Linked DNA regions of Homo sapiens: region 1 is linked to region 2. The links are chromatin loops, found by intact Hi-C in ENCODE. Cell type or tissue: CD4-positive, alpha-beta T cell. All regions are shown on one strand.

What was found. A loop is a pair of places that touch in the nucleus more often than their neighbours do. Peaks named below come from ENCODE experiments on the same cell type or tissue, not always from the same donor. Only the 100,000 strongest peaks of a DNase experiment are listed, where the experiment ranks them.
Region 1: it touches region 2 in a loop (5-fold over the local background); 3 of 110 quality-filtered maps call a loop at or near these places.

The regions. Positions count from the first base shown.
Region 1 is chr7:101,243,097-101,245,596 of GRCh38, forward strand. It overlaps FIS1 (fission, mitochondrial 1), which reads right to left and starts at 1,985. Exons shown (of 5, transcript NM_016068.3): 1 at 1,864-1,985; 2 at 911-1,043. The coding sequence starts at 1,908. RefSeq lists enhancers at 1,629-1,678, 1,769-2,008. In CD4-positive, alpha-beta T cell, CTCF peaks have their summits at 1,286 (motif pointing left) and 1,488; DNase peaks (open chromatin) are centred at 945, 1,305, 1,735 and 2,035; H3K4me3 peaks cover 1,747 bases; H3K27ac peaks cover 1,980 bases.
Region 2 is chr7:100,836,312-100,838,811 of GRCh38, forward strand. SLC12A9-AS1 (SLC12A9 antisense RNA 1) reads right to left here. Exons shown (of 2, transcript NR_146550.1): 2 at 1,003-1,268. It also overlaps a transcript of SLC12A9 not described here. Among named protein-coding and RNA genes, the nearest start is that of EPHB4, 10 kb to the left of the region's middle. RefSeq lists enhancers at 1-805, 806-1,725, 1,183-1,232, 1,243-1,322. In CD4-positive, alpha-beta T cell, no CTCF peak of the experiment used is centred here; a DNase peak (open chromatin) is centred at 1,180; H3K4me3 peaks cover 838 bases.

The DNA of each region.
Region 1 (2,500 bases), 410 kb after region 2:
CTGTGGGGGTGGGGTTCCTAGAACCAATCCCCCATGGCTACAGAGGGATGGCTGTACACTGACTGTGTGCTTATAAATGATTATTTGAACACAAGGAGCTACAGAGAAACTAAGTGGTTAAGTATTGTGGCCTCTGACAAATGATGACCCACCTAAAACCAATAGGAAATAGGGTTCCCATCCAAAAAGCACTATCTGGCTGGACGAGGTGGCTCACACCTGTAATCCCAACACTGTGGGAGGCCGAGGTGGGCAGATCACCTGAGGTCAGGAGTTAGAGACCAGCCTGACCAACATGGTGAAACCCTATCTCTACAAAAAATACAAAAATTAGCTGGGCGTGGTAGTGGGCACCTGTAATCCCAGCTACTCAGGATGTTGATGCAGGAGAATTGCTTGAACCGGGAGGTGGTGGTTGCAGTGAGCTGAGACAGCGCCACTGTACTCCAGCCTGGGGGACAGAGCAAGACTCCGTCTCAAACAAAAACAAAAAACAAAAAGCACTATCTGCTCACAATTTTGTAGGACAGTCCTCTGTACCTCTTCCATGCCACAAAAGATTCTCAATAGCTGCTAAGCAACACGGTGGTGGTGTTGGGGGGAAGGGCATGGGCCTAGGTCTCACAAAACAGGAGCTTCTAGTCCCAATTCAGCCATTAACTGATTAGTTGGGTGACCTCAAGTCACTTTCCCAGATCAAGACAGTCCTGGGGGAACTGACATGCTACACTCTGTCTGGCAAAACAATGGTGGGCGGTAAGTAGCCAAAAGTTCACTGGGAGACGTCAAGCTAAGTATAGCCCTTGGTGCAGTAAATCTACCGGAGACAACTCAGAGGTGCCTGGACTACGGGGCCCACATCGCAGAGCAGCCCAGATGGCAGCGGGAAAGGGAGAGTACAGCGCCTCACCCTCGAGCAGCACGATGCCTTTACGGATGTCATCATTGTACTTGCTCCGCACCAGGCACCAGGCGTACTCAAACTGCGTGCTCTTGGACACCGAGCCTGCTGCCTTCTCAGACTGAAATTTCTTTTCAAACTTCTGCCACAGGGGAGGAAAGGAATCATTTAGAAATGTAGGGCGTCAACCATTCTCTATCTGGACATGCCATCTCCCTGGCTCTGCCCCTTTCCCTCGCAGGTCTCGGTATCTGGCACCCCAGCTTCTGCTATCTCCATGCCCGGGACCCAGGCTTTCGGCTCCTCCGGGCCTGCGGGCCAGCTCTTGGGACAGAGGCCCCCGGTCTCCCCTCCCCGCGGCGGTACCGAGCGGAGATGCCACCTGGTGGCAGCTCCAGGCACCGCTCCCGGAGCAGCTGACCCCGGCGGCCGAACAGTAAACACGCTGTCAGAACTGCTCAACAGCCCACGCGGTCCTCATTTGAGGCTGCTGGCCCCATCCTGCCCCACCCTGCCGGGCCTGGACCTTTTATTGTCCAGGAATAGAAGTAGTGCCTACCTCCTAGAGCTACAAAGACTGAGATCTGGCATGCGATGCCTTAGCACCGTGCCGGACGCAGTAATAGGTGACACCTTATGATGGTCACTGTATTCCTCCACCGCTGGAGGAGCGCCCTGAGCTCACAGCTCCTGCATGATCCCAGATCCCGTCAGTCTAACCACGGTCGGGCTCCAGGCCCGTAGTCTGAGGTGTGGGGGGCTCAGGACACTACAACTCCCAGGAGCCTCTGCGGCATAGCAGGCCCTCCGGGCAGGAGCCAGGCGCTGTGGAGGCTGCCGGGAGCCGTAGTTCGGCTTCCCTCGGCCAAGCCGATGCCGGGAGGAGGGTTCGGCCCCTACCTGACTCTCCTCAGGACCCGCCCTCCGACCTTCCCTTTCCCTCTGTCCGGGCCAGGCCTCACCAGCAGGTCCTCCACAGACACCAGCTCGTTCAGCACGGCCTCCATGGCCACTGCCCCCGCGAGCCTCACACTACAGTCTACTGTGCCACAGTCTCCATGGCCCAGTGGCAGGGGCGGAGAACCACTTCCGGCGTCCGGCGGATGCTGGCACGACCTGGCGACGCCCCGCCCCTTCCTCTCAGTTCAGCAGCGCCGGCGGGGCGCTAGTGCGCAGGCTCGGCCGGTCCCTCCAGCCCGCAGACTGCGCGCAGGGAGACCTTCCCCAGGTTGGTCTTCCCAGGTGCCTCAGCCGGTGCCTTCCTCTGTGGAGGCTTCCCTAGGGAAACTGGAGGCCATGTCTTGGCGGTTAGCCCCCAGGATGAAAACAGCAAAAAGAGGGTGGGTAGCTGACCAGAGATCACAGTACATTAGGGTGCCAAGCTGACGCCCCTCAGAAATCTAGGACCTTGGAGGCCACGTGACTATTCATCGCCTGCAACAAAATCTTAACTAGAACCGGGAGCCCGGCGCGTAGCTCACGTCCGAAGCCCAACAACTTGGGAGGCCGCGGCGGGAAGATCGCTGGAGGCCAGGAGTTCAAGACCAGCCTGAGCAACATAGCGAGACCCTATCTCTACAAAATTTTTAAAAAAATCAA
Region 2 (2,500 bases):
GAGGAGCAGGAAGCCAGGCCGGGTGGGGCCGGCACCGAGGGTAGCAGGTCGGGCCAGGGGAAGGTAGGCCGGGCCCCAGAGGAGATGACGCAGGGCCTCAGCCCTCTCCCAGGCCCCACTCTTCCAGCCTGGGGACCAGAGAGCTCACCTGAACCTCAGAAAACCCACCCCCCGCTCCATTCCCTAAGGCTGACATCACCCCATGCGCCACAGCCCAGCAACCTGTCTGGCCAGAGCCTTCCACATCCAGCTGCTGCCCAGATACCCTCCCTCCCCAGGATCCAGGGGTCTAGCCTCGCACTGCTGCCCTCCAGGAACCCTGGAATTTCATCCCTCCCCTCGGCTCACTCCTGGGCCGTTTTGCCCCATCAGCTGTTCTTGCAGGAAGGGCGCCCTGCTCAGCTCGCCTCTCTTCCCGAGAGTCTTTTGTTTGCTGGGTCTGCAGGAAATTGGAGGGGCGGTGCCCAAGGGCTCATCTGCCCCTGGGACCTGGGGGAGGGGGGCGCAGATTCACCAGACTTAATCCTGGGGAGTTTACAGCAGGAATGGGGTGGGGGAGGGTGGGGGTGAGGTGGGCGGATCTCCAGGAAATTAGCATTTAAGGCCTAATTCTGAGAGTGCCATTAGATCTCCTTGTCCCGAAGGGGCAGACGGGGCATGTGTGTGTTCCAGGATCTGGGATCCCTAGAATTGAGGGCTGGGGGAACACTCTGAGGTCACCTAATAGGTTGACAGGGGCGTTGACACCAAGGTAGAAAATCTCAGATACTGAATCCCACGATCTCCTCTATATCTATACACCATTTTTAAAAATAGAGATGGGGGCTCGCTATGTTGCCCAGGCTGGTCTCGAACACCTGGGCTCAAGAGATACTCTGGCCTTGGCCCCGCAAAGCGCTGGGATTACAGGCATGAGTCACTGGGCCCAGTCCCACAATCCCGTCTTTTACACGCCTGCGATCCTGCGGATGCCAAGAGGTGGGGAGGCAGGTCAGACCAAACCGTCTTTGAGAATTATTATTTTTTCCATTAAAAAATGGTGGAGAGGACGACCCGCCCGTAGCCACACAATTCGCGCCTTCCCAGGACGCAACCGCAGAAAAAGCGGCGGTGTGGACGCTCTGGCGGGCGGCGTCCTCTCGTTGGTTGCCCTCTCTCTGAAGCCATCATAGTCGCCGCCATCTTTCCTTCCCGGCCGTCAGTCACGTGGGCAGCACGCCCCAGGCCTCCGACTGCTGGCGTGCAGTGGGGCGGATTCCGGAGGATTCCTGCAGCCACAGTGAATGTTTGGTTATTCCAGGCGCAGGGCAGCAGCGAAGAAAACTGAAGCTCCTGTTTCGTGGAGCTTAACTTCCTTTCTTTTTTTGAGACAGGATCTCTCTCTGTTGCCTAGGCTGAGTGCATGGGCAAGGTCATACCTCATTGCAGCCTCGAACTCTTGACCTCAAGTGATCCTCCACACTTGGCCTCCCAAAGTGTTGGGATTATAAACCTGAGCCAATTTTATTTCATCTATTTATTTTTAAAACATTTATTTCAATTTTTTTTTTTTTTTTTTTTTTTTTTTGAGACAGAGTCTTGCTCTGTTGCCCAGGCTGGAGTGCAGTGGCGTGATCTTCGCTCACTGCAAGCTCAGCCTCCTGGGTTCACGCCATTCTCCTGCCTCAGCCTCCCAAGTAGCTGGGACTGCAGGCGCCCTCTACCATGCCTGGCTAATTTTTTTGTATTTTTAGTAGAGACAGGGTTTCACCATGTTAGCCAGGATGGTCTTGATCTCCTGACCTCGTGATCTGCCCGCCTCAGCCTCCCAAAGTGCTGGGATTACAGGCGTGAGCCACCGCACCCGGCTATTTCAAGTTGTAAAATTTTTTTGTGGAGACAGTCTTGCTATGTTGCCCAGGCTGGTCTCACACTCCTGGGCTCAAGTGATCCTCCTGCCTCCACCTTCCAAAGCATTGGGAGTATAGCACCCAGCCATGTGGTTCAATTTTAAATGGGATTCGCAGGGAAGATTTCACTAGGAAGATAATATTTGAGTCCAGAAGACCTAAAAGAGGTTCTGGAGTTGTCTGAGGAACAGCCCAGAGGCCCTAGTGGGGCACGCGCAGGAGGTGAGAAGAGAGATGTGGTGATGGAGAGGCCACATTACAGGCATGGGCCACCATGCCTAGCATTCTGAGACACTTCTGAGCAGAGGAGATACTATTATTTATTTATTTATTTTGAGACAGAGTCTCACTCTGTCACCAAGGCTGGTGTACAGTGACGCGATCTTGGCTCACTGCGACCTGGCCTCTGGGGCTCAAGCGATCTGCCCACTTCACCCTCCCCAGTACCTAGGATTACAGGTGTGTAGCACCACGCCGGCTAATTTTTTTGCATTTTTAGTAAAGGAGGAGACTACCTTTCATATTGTCTTATGCCTAATTTCTGCCTCTAAAGAAAGAAAAAGTAAAAACTAAAAGGCAGAAATAAAATCTACAAGCAGACAGCCCGGTGC